Linked DNA regions of Homo sapiens: region 1 is linked to region 2. Evidence: chromatin loops called from intact Hi-C (ENCODE). Cell type or tissue: heart left ventricle. All regions are shown on one strand. Links, peaks and the distances in the headings refer to the core of each region. The heading gives the core; the rest is flanking DNA. Region 1 overlaps R3HDM2 (R3H domain containing 2). Region 2 holds the start of NXPH4 (neurexophilin 4).

The links. Peaks named below come from ENCODE experiments on the same cell type or tissue, not always from the same donor. Only the 100,000 strongest peaks of a DNase experiment are listed, where the experiment ranks them.
Region 1: a loop joins it to region 2, with 15 times the contacts of the local background. A loop is called at or near these places in 10 of 110 quality-filtered maps.

What each region holds. Positions count from the first base shown.
Region 1 is chr12:57,271,132-57,281,120 of GRCh38, reverse strand. R3HDM2 (R3H domain containing 2) reads left to right here. Exons shown (of 24, transcript NM_001394031.1): 14 at 591-763. Among named protein-coding and RNA genes, the nearest start is that of STAC3, 25 kb to the right of the region's middle. RefSeq lists an enhancer at 142-1,341. In heart left ventricle, for the core only: a CTCF peak has its summit at 3,973 (motif pointing right); no DNase peak of the experiment used is centred there; H3K27ac peaks cover 1,168 bases.
Region 2 is chr12:57,208,448-57,218,436 of GRCh38, reverse strand. It overlaps LRP1 (LDL receptor related protein 1), which reads right to left. Exons shown (of 89, transcript NM_002332.3): 78 at 9,620-9,726; 79 at 9,238-9,354; 80 at 8,569-8,745; 81 at 8,268-8,408; 82 at 7,957-8,130; 83 at 7,558-7,719; 84 at 7,087-7,261; 85 at 6,849-6,950; 86 at 6,623-6,687; 87 at 6,420-6,510; 88 at 6,176-6,320; 89 at 5,076-6,022. The coding sequence ends at 5,882. It overlaps NXPH4 (neurexophilin 4), which reads right to left and starts at 1,643. Exons shown (of 2, transcript NM_007224.4): 1 at 1,411-1,643. The coding sequence starts at 1,467. RefSeq lists enhancers at 383-989, 990-1,598, 1,746-2,245, 3,243-3,765 and silencers at 1,621-2,080, 4,999-5,048. In heart left ventricle, for the core only: CTCF peaks have their summits at 3,959 (motif pointing left) and 4,974 (motif pointing left); DNase peaks (open chromatin) are centred at 1,713, 3,948, 4,976, 5,871 and 1 weaker place; H3K4me3 peaks cover 1,919 bases; H3K27ac peaks cover 580 bases; H3K27me3 peaks cover 2,750 bases.

The sequences.
Region 1 (9,989 bases), core at 599-8,598, 63 kb before region 2:
GAGACGGAGTTTCACTATGTTGGTTGGCCAGGCTGGTCTCAAACTCCTGACCTCAGGTGATCCACCCGCCTCAGCCTCGCAAAGTGCTGGGATTACAGGCATGAGCCACTGCGCCCGGCCCTCAGCAACTTTTATAAGAGATGTTGCAAATTGAGAAGAAAGCAAAGAGAAGACAGATCTCTCTCTCTCTAGCAAAAGGACGGATCTCTTAAGAGACCAAAAATCTGTGCCTTCCCAGGAAGTAAGCATTTATATTTTCAGCTATCTAAGTTTGATGGACAGATTCCAGACACTTCAGGGGAGGTGCTTCAGCAGCCTCACATTTTGTTCAATTTCATAACCAAACTTGACAGTCAAGGTGGTTCCTGTCCCTAGGGAGCAGAAGCCTGCAAAGAGGAGGACTGGCATCAGCAAGGCAGCTGAAATGCATCTGTGCTCATCTGTGAATCTTCAAAAGACAGTGGGGGAGGGGACAAAAGGGAATAAAGAGGAAAGGCAAAGAAAAAGTAGAGCCCTCTGACTAAGCTTCCAGGGATAATGTGTTCGTGGCTTATGCTTACAACTTTTTGTGGGTTTCTTCTTTGCCTTAGGTATGGCACTAGGTGCCCCAGAAGTGTGCAACCAGGTCACCTCATCCCAGTCTGTCCGGGGGCTTCTCCCTTGTACTGCCCAGCAGCAACAGCAGCAGCAGCAGCAGCAACTTCCTGCTCTCCCACCCACGCCTCAGCAACAGCCACCCTTGAATAATCACATGATCTCACAGGTGAGTCACCACTCAGTGTCAGAGTCCTCTCCACTCTGATTCAAGCAAACTTTAGATGTACCGTCATGTCTCTTGTGCTGTGGGTGGCAGGAAGGATCAGTTTTTGGAGACATGCCACTCTCTCCCCCATTTCTCATTTGTTAGTTGTAGGGAAAGAAGAACCTTGAGCAAAGGTTTTGCCAAATAACTACTGAGTCAGCTTGGGGGTTTTTTGCTTTATATTTCTTCCTCTGCTTCCTGAACATTGTCAGTAGAATCTTTTATTTCATACCACATTTCTACTGTACCCCATCTCCCTCTATGTCCATGTGTAATTAACAAGGCATTTTTTTCCATTACATCTATATATTGGAACTTGAAAAGATTATAACTTCCACCATCATCTGACCAACTATGTGGACCCATAAACACCTATTTATGTGTTGGGGTTTGCGGAAAAAAGAAATAACACTCAAGACCCCTTCCATACATATGCCACGAAACACAAAGACTCCAAATGTGTCTTTGTTTTCCATGACTCAAAAGGGCTGTATCCTTCTCCTTCTGTTGCTGGACTGGTAAATGTTGGTACCAACTAGAGTTTAAGTGAAGTTTTGCATCTGTGGAGACCAGGAAGGTCATTAGCCTAAGAATCAGTCCTGTTCTAAACCAGAACTTCAGTATTCTGTTTTATTTCTTTCTTTTAATTTTTAAAAAATGTATTGTTATTATTATTATTTTGAGATAGGGTCTTGCTTATGTTGCCTAGGCTGGTCTCAAACTTGTGGGCTCAAGTGATCCTCCCTCCTTGGCCTCCTAAAGTGCTGAGATTACAGGCATGAGCCACCATGCCTGGCCATTGTCATTAAGGTGACTATGTTTAAAAGTCACCTTAAGGCCAGGCATGGTTGCTCAAGCCTGTAATCCCAGCACTTTGGGAGGCTGAGGCGGGTGAATCACCTGAGGTCAGGAGTTCAAGACCAGCCTGCCCAACATGGTGAAACCCGGTCCCTACTAAAAATACAAAAATTAGCCACGTATGGTGGCGGGTGCCTGTAATCCCAGCTACTAGGGAGGCTGAGGCAGGAGAATCGCTTGAACCCATGAGGCGGAGGTTGCGGCGAGCCGAGATCGCGCCACTGCTCTCTAGCCTGGGCGACAGAGTAAGACCCTGTCTCAAAAAAAAAAAAAAAAAAAAAAGTCACCTTAATACTCCGAGCAGAGCTGTGCTGAGATCTTCACTTACTCCCTTCTCACACGAATAGAGCTCTTTTTGAGGAGAGCCCCATACTTTATCCTGAAGTATTCTCTGGTAGCTGGAAAGCCCATGTGTCTGCAGTCTTTTCTGCTGTAGTTTACATTCTCATGTTACCTCCCAGGCTCCCTCATCCCTCTGCTTATTAGTCCAGCTTGGCCTTAGATATATTTCTTCCCTAGGTGTAAGAAGCAAGTCCCAAACACTAATACCCCATGAACTAGAAACTAGAGTGCAAAGACCCCAGAATGGCCCAGTATTGCCCTATCTCAAATATTGTGAAATGAAGCTGAAACAAAGAACAGTGAAGATCTAGGAAATCCTACTTTGTGTCTAAATGTAATTTGCATGCAAGTCATTGCAGTCCTCTATCTTAGTCTAAGTCAGTTCTTTCTATAGTCCTAACTTTCTTGTTCTACCACCATCTACCCCAGTAAGTCTCGTTCACTTCAGTTTACCTTGCTCCCTACTGAAGCATAGTGTCCTTGTATGTGTACTTTTCTCTGTCTGTGTCTTAATTCAAACCTGTAAGTGGGTAAACTATGCTTCTCCTTCTGTCATCTGCTACCGTGTTTTTTATGTGTATGACTTGCTTTTCCAAGGTCCTAATATTTTCTAGGTTTTTTTTTCCCTAAAATGTGTATTTTAATAGTCTTGCTCCCTTTTCTCCCTCTTAGTCTCCCATCTGCCTGCATCTTCCACCTATAATCTCATACCTAGAAACAGACGAGACGGCAAGAGTGGGAGAGGAATAAAGAGATAAAAGAACCATTTGGGACTGAAATTTATACAGAATGTCCAAGTGACTGGCCCTAAACCCCAATCTTCTACTCAGGTTCTGTCCCTGCTACTGGATTGTGAGGGTCAATTGGTCGATCGTTGGCATTGGCTTATCTCCTATGGGGAGTGTGGTGCCAGGTTAGGTGCTATAGCTCGGGGGTAAAGGAACACTACTTGGTGCAGCAATTCCTGTTCTCTTAGAAATTCATTCTTGAGATTAATTGTGATCACTAACTCCAAATGAAAGAATTTATCCAGGTTTTGATGCCCTGGAAGCATTTATGGAAGCTGCTAAAAATTATCCCACCATCTCACTGTATGTATCTCCTTTTTTCTCCCTCTCCACTTTTTCACCCTTCCTCTTTATTTTTTTATTCCTCTTCCTACTGCCATTTTCTTTCTTTCTTTTGCTTTCTTTTTCCCTGATTGGCCTTCAGCACTGGGGGCTCCCTAGACCAAAGTTGCTGAGCCTGAGAATAATTATTGTTCAGTTTCTAATGGTACATAACAGTGCTAGGATTAAAGAAGTGATCATGTGCACACACAAACACCACTGTGCTTACTCTAAAGCTTTTCCTGTAGAAGAAAAACTTTGAGACTGGGTGCGGTAGCTCACGCCTGTAATCCCAGCACTTTGGGAGGCCGAGGAGGGCAGATTACTTGAAGCCAGAAGTTTGAGACCAGCCTGGCCAACCTGGTGAAACAACGTCTCTACTAAAAATACAGAAATTAGCTGGGTGTGGTGGTGCACATCTGTAATCCCAGCTTCTTGGGAGTCATCAGCCTCCTAAGCATGAGAATTGCTTGAACCTGGGAGGTGGAGGTTGCAGTGAGCTGAGATTGCACCACTGCACTCCAGCCTGGGCAACACAGCAAGACTCTGTCTAAAAAAAAAAAAAAAATCTTTGAGGAAGGGTTGTTACCTTTAACTCTGTCACACAAGGCACTTGCCCCAGGTCTGGGAACAGTACTGACTAAACTATGATCTTTCCCTTCCTGGCAGGGCTCCTCTGTCCAAGCAGGCCTTCAAATTGTGTGTCGGTGAAGCTCGTGAAACCAGGGGTGAGGCTGAGGATTAAAGGGCCAGGATCTCCCTTTTGCCCAATTTACTTAAAATGAAGTAGACTTCTTGAAAAGGAGTTCTCGGGGCCCCCTTTTGTCATCAAGAGCCAGTGAACAAGCCCAGAATTTGCCAGTAGGTGGCAGCCACATCCCTCAGGGCAGTCTTTTTTTTTTTTTTTTTTGTTCATTATTTATTTTTCCATAAGTTATTGGAGTACAGGCAGTACTTGGTTACATGAGTGAGCTCTTTAGAGGTGATTTGTGAGATTGTGGTGCACCCATCTCCCGAGCAGTATACACTGCACCATATTTGTAGTCTTTTATCCCTTGCCCCCTTCCCACTCTTCCCCTCAAGTCTCCAAAGTCCATTTTATCATTCTTTTTTTTTTTCTTTTGAGATGGAGTCTCGCTCTGTCACCCAGGTTGGAGTGCAGTGATGCACTCTCGGCTCACTGCAACTTCCACCTCCTGGGTTCAAGCGGTTCTCCTGCCTCAGCCTCCTGAGTAGCTGGGATTACAGGCACGCACCACCACGCCCAGCTAATTTTTGTATTTTTAGTAGAAATGGGGGTTTCACCATGTAGGTCAGGCTGGTCTCAAACTCCTGACCTCATGATCCGCCCACCTTGGCCTCCCAAAGTGCTGGGATTACAGGCGTGAGCCGCTGTGCCCGGCCCATTTTATCATTCTTATGCCTTTGCGTCCTCATAGCTTAGCTCCCACATATCAGTGAGAACATGCGATGTTTGGTTTTCCATTCCTGAGTTACTTCACTTAGAATAATAGTCTCCAATCTCATCCAGGTCACTGCAAATGCTGTTAATTCATTCCTTTTTATGGCTGCATAGTATTCCATTGTGTGTATATACCACAGTTTCTTTACCCACTCATTGATTGATGGGCATTTGGGTTGGTTCCATGATTTTGCAATTGTGAATCGTGCTGCTATAAACATGCACATGCAAGTATCTTTTTTGTATAATGACTTTTTTTCCTCTGGGTAGATACCCAGTTGTGGGATTCCTGAATCAAATGGTAGTTCTACTTTTAGTTCTTTTTTTTTTTTTTTTTTTAGATGGAGTCTCACTCTGTCGCCCAGGCTGGAGTGCAGTGGCACGATCTTGACTCACTGCAAGCTCCGGGTTCATGCCATTCTCGTGCCTCAGCCTCCCGAGTAGCTAGGACTACAGGCAACCGCCACCACGCCCAGCTAATTTTTTGTATTTTTAGTAGAGACGGGGTTTCACCATGTTAGCCAGGATGGTCTCGATCTTCTGACCTCATGATCCGCCCGCCTTGGCCTCCCAAAGTGCTGGGATTACAGGCATGAGCCACTGCGCCCGGCCCTACTTTTAGTTCTTTAAGGAATCTCCACATTGTTTTCCATAGTGGCTGTACTACTTTACATTCCCACCAGCAGTGTAGAAGTGTTCCCTGACACTGCATCCATGCCAACATCTGCTGTTTTTTGATTTTTTGATTATGACCATTCTTGCAGGAGTAAGGTGGTATCACATTGTGGTTTTGATATGGATTTCCCTGATCATTAGTGATGTTGAGCATTTTTTCATATATTTGTTGGCCATTTGTATATCTTCTTTTGAGAATTGTCTATTCATGTCCTTAGCCCACTTTTTGATGGGATTGTTTTTTTCTTACTGATTTATTTGAGTTCGTCGTAGATTCTGGATATTAGTCTTTTGTCAGATGTACAGATTGTGAAGATTTTCTCCCACTTTGTGGTTTGTCTGTTTCCTCTGCTGTTTTTTTTTTTTTTTTTCCATGCAAACGTTTTTTAGTTTAATTAAGTCCCAACTATTTATCTTTGTTTTTATTGCATTTGGTTTTGGGTTCTTGGTCATGAAATCGTTGCCTAAGCCAACATCTAGAAGGGTTTTTCCAATATATTATCTTCTAGAATTTTTAATTTCAGGTCTTAGATTTAAGTCCTTAATCCATCTTGAGTTGATTTTTGTATAAGGTGAGAGATGAAGATCCAGTTTCATTCTCCTACATGTGGCTAGCCAATTATCCCAGCACCATTTGTTGAAAAGGGTGTCCTTTCCCCACTTTATGTTTTTGTTTGCTTTGTCAAAGATCAGTTGGCTGTAAGTATTTGGGTTTATTTCTGGGTTCTGTATTCTGTTCCATTGGTCTATGTGCCTATTTTTATACCAGTACCATGCTGTGTTGGTCACTATAACCTTATAGTATACTTTGAAATCAGGTAGTATGTTGCCTCCAGATTTGTTCTTTTTGCTTAGTCTTGCTTTGGCTATGGGGGCTCTTTTTTTGTTCCATATGAATTTTAGAATTTTTTTTTTGTAATTCTGCGAAGAATGATGGTGGTATTTTGATGGGGATTGCATTGAATTTGTAGATTGCTTTTGGCAGTATGGTCATTTTTACAATATTGATTCTACCCATCCATGAGCATGAGATGTGTTTCCATCTGTTTGTATCATCTATGATTTCTTTCAGCAGTGTTTTGTAGTTTTCCATGTAGAGGTCTTTCAACTCCTTGGTTAGGTATATTCCTAAGTTTTGTTTAAATAAATTTCCTCATGGTTTTTCAGAGCTTCCCTGGCTTTGTAGTTTTACACCCTTCAAGAAGAGAACTATGGCTGAGGATAGCTGTGGAGTAACTAAAAAAATAGCACTGCTATCCCTGCCCGTATCACTGCCCTTCCCCAGTTAGGGGAGGCCTAAGAGGAGCATCACTTCTTCTCACTTTACTCTTTAGTCAGAACTTACAAGTGTGGGGAAAACAGGCACAGTTTTGTTTTGTTTTGTTTTGTTTTGTTTGAGACGGAGTCTTGCTCTGTTGCCCAGGCTGGAGTGCAGTGGTGGTGCGATCTCGGCTCACTGCAACCTCTGCCTCCCAGGTTCAAGCGATTCTCCTGCCTCAGCCTCCTGAGTAGCTGGGACTACAGGCATGTGCCACCATGCGCAGCTAATTTTTGTATTTTTAGTAGAAATGGGGTTTCACCGTGTTGGGCAGGCTGGTCTCGACTCAGGTGGTCTGCCCACCTCAGCCTCCCAAAGTGTTGGGATTACAGGTGTGAGCCACTGCAGGCAGCCATTTTTTTTTAACCACTTTACTGTCCTTTTTTCCCCAGAATATATATGCCTGAACCAAGATAGACTCTCCTCCAAAAGAATGAAGAGAATTGGGATAATAGAAAATGTGTATGAAAGCCACCAGTATAAGCAGCTAATACTGAACATCTTGTCCATCAGTTATATTTGGAATGCCATTGTCTGACAGAAAATAGGTGTGCCAGTAGAGCTAAGAGTTTATTTTCAAGGCTACAGCAGCAACTCTTCCAGGTCACACAGTGGATTCTCAATAATTTTACCTAATTATTGAGACCTCCAGAGTATTCTCCTCTTTGGAGAGTCTTCTAATTCCTGTACTCTGCCTCCTGAACTGTTAGTCCCTTCTGTGAAAGAAACTCTGGAGATGTGTGGCAGGAGAGGATATTGATACCATGGCCCCACACATCTTAATGCTCTAAATGTGGAGGGAGGAGCCTGTGGCAGGTGCTTGGATAATTCTCCTTGACTTCTTCCTTCACCTCCTCTCCACTACTAGAGTGGGGTGGAGAGAACCTATGCCAGGCAGAACTGGATTTCAACCTCAGCTCTGCCATATTAACTGTGTAAGCCTAGATGAGTGATTTAATTTATCTGAGCCTTTTTTATTTGCAAATACAAGTTATATCTCCCTATAGGATTCTTGTGTGAGGCTGTAATGAGACAATGTATGTAATAAGATAATATATACCAATGTTATTTTCCCCCCTTCCTTGCCTCTCTCCTTCTCTCATCTCTCCTACCACCAGGGACTATGACTGGAGAACTGATGAGGTGATCAAAATGCCTGGAGGGGAAGAAGGGAAGGAAAAAATAATAACTACCCACTAGTTGATTTAGAACACTCTATGTTCCTAGTAAACAAATCCTCCTGCTTGAGGCTAGTGAAGGGGGACTGAAGGGACAAAAACTAAAGCTAAGCTATTTATATTTTATTCCTAAATCCTTCCTGTTTGCTTGGGGGGTGGAGGTGGATTTTTCATATTGCTGTCACAGCCTGGAGGAGCAATCATGGAGTGGAAGGAAGTAGCCAGAAGCAGGCATGATCTTGGGTGTTTTTTCCTTCTCTGCCCTTGGGAGGGAGATGATCCTTGTGAATGAGTATTTCCTCTAGGAGAGCTGTGGTGTGAAATCAGGAGCAGCTGAGCCAGACCTTGGATGACCCTTCCTGCAGAAGCAGTGCAGCAGTGCAGACAGGAATCTCTTCTCAAGTGGGCAGTCAAGGAGGGTTATGATCATGCTCCCCAGGAATTGTGTGTTCAGAAAAACTGCTTTGGGAAAAGCTGTATTTGGAATCAGACAGCAGACCCTGACCCTGAGAGTCCTCAGATTGCTCACAACAGCTGCAGAGTTCTGAATGGCTAATGGGGAAGGGAGTGCAGCAGGTCTCCCCTGATAAGAGAGATTGCCTGTTTGTCAAAGAGATGTTAAATCTTCAAGCTGTCCCGGGCTTGGTCACCTACCTGCTCAGCAGTCGTGCTACTCATGTGAAATTTCTTCTATGATTATTAACCTTATTGTTCCTTCCCTTTCCCTCCCCATCTCTGCCCGCACCCCCCCCCCACCCCACCCCCCGCTTCCCACCTCTCTTTTCTCTTCCCTTTTCCACATGCCTCTCTGCTGGCCCACAGCCAGTCCCGGCTCTGCAGCCCTCTCCGCAGCCTGTTCAGTTCTCTCCAAGCTCCTGTCCCCAAGTCCTTCTGCCAGTCTCTCCGCCCCAGCAGTACAACATGGTATAAACTCCATTCCCCCTTTTTGTCTTGTTCATGTGTGGCCTGTATCTGTAGGTATGTCTGGGTCAGTCTGTGATGGCCTTGTAAGCATGTTGTGCTTTTGGAGGGCATATTGAAAGCTATTTCTTCTTGAGGGACCAGCACAGGCTGAACTATACTCCATGCTAATGGCCTCATCACAGCACATCAAAAGATGCTTAAATGTAAGACAGAGGAACACTGTGTTCCCCCAAGTTTCAGGACAGAGAATGAAATTGGATGTTGGTATAACCTAGGCTCCTCATCTCTACGATGTACATCCTAAATCTAATTTGCTCCCTAGGCATGTCTGAGGAACCTAGTTTCTTCTATACAGAATGGTTCTCTATAATTTCCTTTAAAAATAAAAACACAGGCCGGGCGTGGTGGCACACACCTGTAGTCCTAGCTACTTGAGAGGCTGAGGCAGGAGAATCGCTTGAACCTGAGAGGCTGAGGTTGCAGTGAGCCGAGATCGCACCACCACTGCACTCCAGCCTGGACAACAGAGCAAGACTCCGTCTCAAAAAAAAAAAAAAATGCAGTTGCAGACTTCTCTGGTATCACTGGCAAAAACTTAAACTGTTCCCCTGTTTTACCATGTCAGTTTATATTTTAAAAATCCTCATCCATTGCGTAGCACATGCTGTTTAAATCGTTTGTACTCTACAAATCCTTTGAAGATCTGATTTGCCTCATAGTTGATAACTTCCATCATAGTTGTAGGAGCCCTGAATTGTTTTGCTCTGTCTTAACATCTACTTTTTCTCTAGAATCCTCTCCCTCCTCCTACCTCTTATTTCCATGTTGATTGTCCTGGAATATCGAGTTCAAAATAATCTGCAGTCCAGTTCACTTGTCATCTATTCCTGCCCAATAAGTAGCAAAACAGCTAACTTGAAGATCAGATCCTTGAAAATGGAATGAAACTACAGAAAAGCATTGTCTTTTGGTTTCTGCTAGTTGTGTGTGCGTGTGTGTGTGTGTGTGTGTGTGTATTACTGTCCAGGGAGCAGAAGGGAAAAGGAAGCTAACAAACTCTAACCTATCACCATATGAGTGAGAGATGGAACACCATCACCCTTGCTGCTTAGGAAAGAGAGCTGAGAGAGAAGGCAATTACAGCCTGGCCAGTCAGTCTTATCCTCCAGCTTAGCCACTCACTCTGCCCTCCTTTTGGAGGTGAGAATTGGAAGTAGTTTCTGAAGGGCAGGAGAATTCTAGGCTAGTGTCAGAGAACAAAGGTGGAAATGACCTCCAGAGGGAGTAAGGAGATAAGCAGCAGGAGTGGGAGCCCCCAGTC
Region 2 (9,989 bases), core at 723-8,722:
GGTAGGGCACAGACCCCCCCCACTCCTCCAGTTCACTAAGGACAGAGTTGGGCAGCAAGTCCCTAAGAAGCTCCTGCTAGTGGAAGCAGTTTTCATGGAGGGGCTCCTCTGCCTACCGTGCAGCCCCTCAAGGTCACCAGGTGGGGCTGGGAGGGCCAGGGAGCTCTAATGCTAGCTTCACTGGGGCAGCCCCTGCCCTGCTGGGGTTTGCCAAATGTGATTTGGCTGAGCAGGCAGAGGTCCAAGTGTTGGGGGAAGAAATACACCCCTTCTAGACTCTACAGGGGCTGAGGGTACAGAGAATGAGGGTTTGGGGAATGACCTGCCTGCCCCCAAACTAGGTAGGTCACAGTTGGGGGTCAGAAAACAGGGAAGCCATAGGCAGGGGAGGCTGGTAGAAGGAAAATGGGGGACTGGGGCCTGGGCCCCCATTGCGGGCACACACCAGGGGCATAGGCAGATGGCTGCACTGTGAGGCAGGCACTGACACTCACTCATGCAAAGCCAACACCACACACCACACCAGTATACACATGTACCCTCGGCCCCAGTACTGGACCAAGCCTGGCTTCCCTGGACACATGCACACAGGTGCACACGGTGACCCACGCCCTCCACCCAGCACATATGAGCACAGCATGTTCGCAGGTTGAAGCCTCCAAGTCAGGAAGGAGGCAGATCAAGTCTGAGCTCCCTTAGCCTCTGGCTCTTCGCCCGAGAGCCTCAGGGAAAGAGGCCTTGGAGTGGGGTTGGAGGCAGGGAGGGCATGGGAGGAGAGACTCCCCTTCCAGACAGCCTCCCCCTTCAGTGGGGCACGAGAGGGGGGTGTGTCTGTGAGGTCGTGCAGGGGAGATGGTGTCTCCGTGGGAAATGTGATGGGAGGCTGGCTGTAGCCAAGTTCAGCCGTGTCTGCCTGAGTCCGTGTGTGCGTGTGTGCTCGGGCCATGGATGCTCCCGACACAGAGCCCACCTGGCATGGTGACAAGTGCAGAGAAGAGAAATGGGAAGGCGGGGGTGGAGGGGTGGAAGGACAGACAGACAGTGAGGCAGGCGAGCGAGACTGGCGCGGAAAGACGGCAAGGCTGACACCCTGCTGGCTTGTCTGTCTGTCTCGCACTCCCGCTCTGTCTGGCGCACTCGCGGGTCGGGCTTCGTCCCCTCCCCCGCCGCGCCTGAAGTCGGCTGCAAGGGGGACCTCCGCCCGGCACCCTCTCCAAGCCTCAGCCAACTTGCGCTAGGAGAGTGCCCGTCCTGAATCGGGCAGTCTGTCTGTCCGCTTCCCCCGCGCCGCGCAAAGTTGGGACGCTCGGAGCTGGGGGCGGGGCGGGCGCACGGAGCCCCTCGCACACTGGGACCTTCGCGTCCCGGAACCCCGCGCCCGCGCTAGCGCCCCAGCCCTGCCACTCTTACCTTCCTAAGGAGCCACGGGCCAAAGAGCAAGAGGAACCATTCCGGGAGCAGCCGCATCTTCTCTGGCGGCTGAGCGGGGCAGGCTGGGCGGGTCTCGGGCAGGCGGGAGCCAGGCCTAGGGACGCGGGGCTCCGGGCGGGCGGCGGGGCGGCTGCGGGAGCGGCGGGAGCGGCGGGAGCGGCGGGAGCGGCGGCGCGGCCCGCGGACTGGGCGCGAGGCGCGGAGCCGGCGCTGGGGGCGGGGCGCGGGCGGGGGAGAAAGTTGGGTCTGACTCCGCGGGCGGGGGGCGGGGCTCCGCGGCGCTCCAATCCCGGCCGCGCCCCGCGCGCCCCCTCCCGCCCAGCTGGGGGCACCGAAGGTGACTTTCACACCGGCACGCCCCGGACACGCCCCTGGCCCAGGTGCGAAGCGGAGGGGGTCGAGGGGCTCAGGCACTGGTCCCCCGAGAGGCCGCGTCTGTGCGCCCAGGAGGAACGGGGCAGGGCGTGGGGCTCTGGGCTCCGGGCCCGTGCACCTGGAGTGGGGGCGCCGCGGAGCCCAGCCGGACGACGCTCTCCAAGCCCCGGGCCTCTGCCCTGTTCAGGGCCAAGGTGTGTCGGGGCAGGCGCAGGGCAGGGGCCGAGGTGGGGACGGGCGGGGCCTCGGGCGGCTGCCGCCGCGCGATGCTGACGGGGATGGATGGGCGCCCCGCGGCTCATTCGGCCCGGAGATGAGAATCATTGATCACGGACGGAAACCCCATCACGTCTGTCAATAGGGCTGACAAACGGCGCCCTCCGCCCCGTCCCCGCCTCACCGCACCTCTGCGGTCTCAGGACCCCTCGGCTAGACCGGCTGTTCACCTTTGCCCCTGGCCCCCACCACTGACCCCCACGAGGCCCAGTGCGCCTCTGCATGGGGGCTGGGCAGGAAATCCCTCTCAGCGCCGCCTGCCTGGCCTCTTGGTGCAGTCTCTGTTCCTCCCCTCCCGCCGTCCCATCTTTCACCACCAGCTCTTCTAGATCCTTGTCCCCATTCCCTATCTCTGTCCTTGTCTCTGTCCCCAGCCCCAGCTCTCTGCCCCCATCCTCTTCTCTGTTTCTTCCTCGGTTCCCTCCTCCCCACTGCCTCTCTCTCTCCTGCCCGGGTGGTTTCAGCTGTCAGCTGTTGCTATGCACTGAGGCTGTGGCTGAGGTTGTGGTATGACCAACACCTAGACAGAGATAGGGACAAGCAAAGAGACTGAGAGACAGACACATCCCTTGAGAGCCCACCCCAGGGATGCACGCAGATGCCTTCACGGGGACAGGGCACACAGAGCGAAATACAGAGACAGGCGCACACCTAGCGGCACCCCAACACACAGAGGAGCACAGCAACAGAGGTGAGCACACCTGCACCCAGACGAGCACACCCAGACAGTTGCTCAGTGCGCTCACCCTCTCTTTGTCTTGGCAGAGAGCAAACACCCACAGAGGTGGACACACACACTGAGACATACACAGGTGTATGCTGTCACTGGCAGCCCAGAAGACAAGTGGGGGCACATACAAAGAAATGGACAGATAGATATGGGACGTGACAGCCACACACACGAGTCAGGAAAAGGACCGGTGCTGAGAGGACGAGGCAGATTCAGAGACACCCAGGGAGACAGGCAGAAGCCAGGAGGCAGGAACCTGGGTGCCGGGGTGGGGGTGGAGAGGAGAGAGGCAGGAAGGGGCAGAAATGTTCAGGCTCAAGGCCAAAAGGCCTTGAGCCAGAACCCTGAGCCCACGTTCCAGGCACGGGGGCTGCTTCAGTAGTAGGTGGGAACAGTGGGCACACCTAGGCGTAGGCTGTCCAGGACAGAAGCCCATTACCAGGGTCCTGGTCTTCTGGGGGCCGAACCCACTGCATCTCTCCTCCTTTAGCTACAGTCTCAGGCCACCTGTTCTCTCTCCAGTTACACACACACATGTGTGCGCGCTCGCACAAACACAAGTGCAAACACACACATGCACACTACTCGCCCTGTCTCTGGGTCTTTGCCTCTGTCCCCCTGTCTCTCCGCCTCTGGGTTTCTGCCTCTCATTCGGTATCAGCTTCTGTCCCTGGTTCTCAGCCTCTGTCCCTGGTTCTTCCCATCTCTCAGGCCAAGGTGAGGGCTTCCCACCTGCCTCCCGGGTGGGTAGTTTGAGAAACTGCCTCCTGGTGGACCTTCTCCTAGCAGGTCCTGACAGGCGGAGTGGGGGATGCTGACTGGAGGGGTATGCCTTCCAAGCTGCAGCGGGGGTCCCTTGTCGCTCTGCCCAGGATCTTGAGGTGACAGGCAGAGATCAGTGGCTCCCGGGGGGCACCAGATGCACCGATGGCAGAGGGGCAGGGTTGGGGCTGGTGGTGGTGGGAGCAGGCAGGCGCTGGGGCAGGGAGGGGAGCTGGCTGGCAGAGGGTGGAGGGGTGTGGCAAAATAGCCGGAGAGAAGGAAGCGAGAGACTGGGCTGGGGTCCCCCGCAGGTGCATAATGAGTGCTGAGGCGGGGGCTGTGTGGGGCTTCAGGATAGGCGGTGCTCCAGGCGTACAGACACCACCTGGTGGCCAGATTGGGACACAGACCTCCTACTCGGCAACCACGGATTCTGTTTCCCCGCAGTTGCCCATCCAGGGCCCTTTTGAAGGCAGGGGAGGATCTCAGAGTTGGCTTGGAGGATGAGGTTGGAGAGAGCTTCTGAAGGCTAAGAAGGGAAGGGGAGGGCTCCTCTTTCCACAGGTGCCTAGACTTGTAGCTTCCCCAAGGCAGAAGGAAGCCTGGGAGGAATCTCCTGGAGTTGAACCAGTGAGGGAGGAGGAATGAAAGGCAGCACTTCCTGGTTGGGAGTTGGGTAAGGGATCTTCAGACATTTGCAGCCACCCTTCCTGAGCTCATATTTGCTGTACTGGGACTCAAACCCTCTCTAGTCCTGGGCAGTGTAAACTGTGCAACTTTCTGCAAGAAGTTTCCCCCTCTAGGCAGGGGTTGAAATGGACCTGGACACTTTTGATTGACAGTTTTTTCCTGTTACCCCCTGGAATGACTGAAATGATTGGTGAGCTGGAGCTGCTGGGGGCCTAGAGGGCCTGGCAAACTGGTCTTCCCAGCTCTCCTTTACCGCAGGAGACACCTGGCTCTGGAATGCAGCATTTTACTTCGCATTTGATTCATTAGTCTCCACAAAGTGAGACGTCAGTGCTTCAAGAGCAGACTCAGGCAGAGAGAACCGCATGGGAGGACCCTGAAGGATGAGAAAACCTTTGCAGCCTCAGTGTATTCACTTCTTATAGTGGGGCTTCTCACTGTGGGTGATCATTTTGGGTAGGGGGGTGGTGTCTGGTAGAAGTGAATGCAGAGAAACAGATCTGAGTTAGTGTCCTAGACCCAGAGGGAACACAAAATCTGGAGACTCGAAGTCATGGCTGAAGGTCACACAGCCAGGAGAAGCAGATCTTCCATGTCAAGTCCAGTGCCACCCGCTTCCCGGGCACAGTAAGATGGAGAGGGGGAGGGCCCTGGGAGAAGGGCACTAAAAACCACGCGCCAGCCTGCCTCCAGCACGGGGCAGGTCTCCCTCTGGTGGCCGAAGCAGGAAAGCGCAGCCCCAGCTCCCAGCGTCTCTCACACACAGGCAGACACCAGCGGCTTTTTTTCTTTCTTTTTTTTTTTTTTGGCCTTTTTTTTTTTTTTTTTTTTTACAATTTTATTTATAACAATATCTGTGTTATTTAGTTGTAAAGGAATTCAGCAAAAATTATTAAAACGTTCACGTCCCCAAAACGGGGCTGCCCGCTTTCCCTTCCTGGGTGTGGCCCACCTCCTTGGCGTCCCCAGGGGAGGGGAGGCTGGAGGAATGTTTACCAGAGGAAGTCTCCAGCCCTGGGAACCTCGGTGGGGGCCCTGGAGACAGGGAGGGCCTGTCTGGGAGGGGGGTTGAGCATGGCCATCTCATAGGTGCCCCTGGAGTTGGGGCTGGGGTTTGGGGTGGCCTCCCCCAAGAACTAAAACACTCCATCCTTTCCCGCCTACCTCACCCAGAGCCACGTCTTCCAGACAGGGGCAGCAAAGAACTCTCCCTTCCCAGAATTAGCCCTCAGGAAGCTGTGGGAGCGGGCAAGCAGGGATGGGGCGAGAGGGGAGAGCCTTGGCAAAGTGTCTTATACAGGGAGGGGAAGGCTGCACCACCAGCTCTCCCAGTGGGGTGCGTTCTGGTGGGAGGGTAGGAGGTGCAGCCCCAAGCCCTCCCTGCCTGTCTCCCTGAAGGCAGCATGGGGGTGCCAAGGAGCAGGCAGGGAGGGGATGGAGAAATAATACTGTGCTCGCTTGCCGGCTTGCTCGCTCACATATAAAATGTAATTCCTTCATTTTTACATTTATACATCCGGCGGGGCCAGGGAAGGGCTGGCTGGGGAGGGGCTCACTGAAGGACTTCACTGGCAGGGGGCAGGAGGCTTTCTGGGGGCAGTCCGACGGGGCAGGGCCCTATGCCAAGGGGTCCCCTATCTCGTCCTCAGGGCCCCGGCCCAGGAGTTCTCGCTTCTCGTCCGTGCTGGCCAGGGAGTGGCGACTGCCATGGCCCCCCATGTAGAGTGTGGCATACACGGGGTTGGTGAAGTTGGTGGGCTGCAGGGTGACAGAGGGTTCAGGTAGGGCTCAGGAGCTGGGCCTGTAGCCCAGGTTACCCCACCCCCACCTCCGTCCCTCACCTAACCCAACACCTTTGGTTAGGCCACCCACGGCCTCTTGGCACTCGACCCTGCCCGCCTCCCAGCCCACCTTGTCAGGGTCCAGGGCAAAGTCAGCGTCCAGTAGGCCTCCCACATCATCAGGCTCTCCGCCTTCGTACATCTTGTAGGTGGGGTTTCCAATCTCCACGTTCATGGCCCCGTTGGTCATCCGTTGGTGCTGGAAGCCCTTAGCCCTGGGGAAAGGCAGGAGTATAAGGAGACAGAGATTATTGGGGGGGAAGGCTAGGATGGCAAAATAATGACCAGAATGTTCCAGAATCCCTGTGACTCACCCTTGGACTCGCCGCTTATACCAGAATACCACTCCGGCCACCAGAACCAGCAGCAGCAGCAACAGCAGAGGGATTAGGATGGAGGCTATATCTGGAGGGAAGAGGTGGGACACTGAGTCACCAAGGCTCAGGGAAGCAGGAGGCACACGGTCCCCCTGCTCTAGGTCCCGGTGGCCCTGCCTGCCCCAACCCCTGCCACCTACGTCCTGGCTGCTGCTGGCTGAAGACGTGCTCCTCACACCGGGGCCCTGTCATGTGGGGTGGGCACCTGCAGAAAGGAGGGACACGGCTGAGTAGGTATAACCTCCATAGCCACTGCTGCCAGGAAAACAGGGCGGGGGGTGGGCACTGAGGCCTGACGGTCCTCCTGCTCAAATCTGGGGAAGGGAGCGATGATCTATGCCTGGGTGAAGCCCGGGCCCAACTCACTGGCACTCAGGCATCATTTTGCTGTTCATGGTACAGGAGCCGCCATTGCTGCAGTGGCCGACGCAGGTCAGACAGCTGGGGGCCACCCGGCCATCCGTGCAGCTGCAGGAAGGAATCAGAGGCTGGGGCTGGGGCTGGCAGAGGCGTGCCTGGGATGCTGAGGAAGGGAGGGGCAGGGCAGGGCTAGGACAGGGCAGGGGCCCAGCTGGGTGGAACTGTGGAGGAGGGCCCCACTCACTTGCAGGTGACATCCCCACTCTGCTTGTTGACCACACAGGCCCCTTCGAGACAGCGGCTGCACTTGTTCACCTCACACCTCGATCCCTCAAAGTAGGCAGTGCAGCGGCATTGTCGGGAGCCATCAGCAGCCATCTGGCATGTGCCAAAGTTCTCACAGTAGCCAGAGCACTGCCCTGTGGTTGGGGAGGGAGAGAAGTGCCTCAAGCCCCACCCTCATGAGGGCTCTCCATAGGTTGAACAGAGCTTTTCTGTTTGCATAATCTTGGTGCAGGGGGTGCACTGCCTCAGGGGAAGTGTGCCAGCACCTTTGTGGGGAAGCGCCAGCAGCTTGGGCCTGGCTCAGCTGCATAAGGCCTTCTTTCCTGAACTTGCCCCTGTGGGTCCCAGGCACAGGTTGAACATCACCCCATGCTCTGGGGTCCCCCGTCACCCTCCCGCATGCCCTGGGGCCCAGGGATGGCTCACTCACGGTACTGGCAGCGGTCGCCCAGGAAGCCGGGTAGGCATCGGCACTGGGGCTGGTTGCCCTGGTTGACAGTGCAGGTGCTGTTGTTGGCACAGTAGCCCGCACACACCTGCTGGGTGCATTTGGGGCCCGTGAAGCCCGTGGGGCACCGGCACGTGGGCATGCCTGGTGGGAGAGGATGTGTGAGCGCGACTGTGGCCCTCGAGACCACCTGGCCCTATAGCAGAGGAATGGGCTGGGGGGACCTGGGCGAGAAGCAGAGACTGGAGTGACTGGATGCTGGGTTGTGGAAAGGAGGCTGGAGGCGAGGCAGGGGCTGGGCATTTGCCTGAGGTGGGGTGGTGGGTGGCGGGGCTGGGGCCCAGGGGCAAGGAGCAGGCGTGGCGGGATGAGGGGGCATACCAGAGGGGGAGGCAGCACAGGTGCCCCCATTGCGACAGTGCTCCCAGCACTGGTCCAGTTCACACTTGTCACCCGTGTAGCGGGGTTGGCAGCGGCACTTGGGCTGCCTCCGTGCATTGAGGAAACAGCTGCCACCGTTGAAGCACTGCAGGTTACAGGTTCCAGGCCGGGGAGCTGCAGGAAGGGCCCGTCAAGGGGCAGAGCCAGGGGAATAGGAGGAGAGGGACAGGCAACAAGGTCAGGGGAAGTCAGGAGCCACAGGAAGGAGATGGTCCTGAGGCATGGCTGGGACTGGGAGGGCATAAGCATACCATCTGGGGGGGGCGTTGGAGAGGGCACAGGCACGCATGTGCCGTTGTCCAGCCGCTTCCCATTGGGACAGGTGCAGACAGGCCCACTGGGGCTCAGCAGGCAGAGCCACTCGCATTTCTTGCGGTCACATGGGTTGGTCACTGCAGGTATGGGTGGGGTGGGGAGGATGCTGAGCAGGACCCTTCTCTGAGCCCTGTGAGCCCAGGGTGACCCCCTCTCCACCAGGTCCCAGGGCCACAGCTTGGAGACTCAATGCCCACAGGCCTCCCTTCCCCAGCCCAGGCTCCCCTCTGCCCCCACCTTCGGGCTGCTTGTGCTGATGGTAAAGGACCACGTCAGAGGCGTGGCTCAGGCCCCCTGTCAGGTTGACCAAGGGGCTGTGGCCAAACTTATGGATCTTGAAGACACGATTATTGATGTAGGTGACACCATAGATGTAATCCTCAAAGACGTCGATGCTGAAGGGGTGACTTAGGCCTGGGGGAGGAGGTGGAGTCAGAGGGGACCTGAGGGGCACTCAGGCCCTGGCCATGCTGTCCACGACACTGGCACCTGTGGTTCCCAGACACCTCAAACTCAACACATCCAGACCAAATTCTCTCTCCCCACACCGGTTCCTCCTCCTGTGGCCACTACTGGCAAAAGGTCCCATCACCCCCAGACTTCTGGGGTCAGTCATGACTGACTTCTATTCCTTCTCCCCCAATTTGCTACGTTCCTAATGTACCTATGCTGCCTCCGTGCAACCCAACCAATGAATGGACAAGTAGGCCAGAGGGTCAGGGTGGGTCTCAGGCCTGCAGGGCTGGTTCAGGGGGAGGCCAGCTGGAGAGGCCTGGAAGGCGCTGCAGCATTGCTGGGGGTCAGTGACAAAGGATGGGAGGCATTGAAGTGAGGCCTTTGGCTCAGTAGGGAGGATGGCAAGGCTGGGGACAGGGCTGGGGACTGCGACTTATGCCGGGCTCTGACCTCGTTTGCTGTCAGCAGCCACAATGGGGTCCGTGCCATTGAGCCGGATGCTGCCGATGACTGAAAGCTTGGCGTCTGCCCAGTACAGCCGCTCATTGTGATAATCCACGGCCAGGCCTGGGGAGAGAGAGAGCACTGTGAGAGCTTGGCCTCCCCAACCCAGGCTCGGGGTGGAAAGAACTGCCTCCATGCCCGGGACAGCTCCACCCTGTTCATACGCCACTCACAGTCACCTCTTTCGGGAAAAGCCTCCACGGCCAATCTGCCCTGCCCCAGTCCAAGCCCCATCCCATCCCTTGCTTTTGTGTGACTTCAGCAGCAGCTGGGCTCTGCGAGCCGGGCCCCCTCCATGCCCGTCCCTCCTGCACCCTGCCCCACAAACCTGTGGGCCACTGAATGTTGTCCTGCACCAGTGTCTCCCGAAGCGTCCCATCCATCGCTGCCGTCTCAATCTTGGGGTGGTTGCCCCAGTCTGACCAGTACATGGTCCTGGGGAGGGAGAAGGGGTGAGTGTGGGCAGGCCGGAGGGCCAGAGGAGGCAGGCCCAGGCAGGACACCAGCTTCTTGGTCTGGGGACAGGGACTGCTGGGGACTGGGAGGAGGGCATTCTGTCCTTCTACAGAGAAGCAGGCGGGAGTCTGCTTCTGAGCAGGTTGAGGGGCTTTTCCTCTAAAACCACAGTGTGCTCATTCAGAGCCACCGACGCTGGCAGAGCTGTTCCCCAGGGCAGAGTGTGGCTGTGCATGACAGCC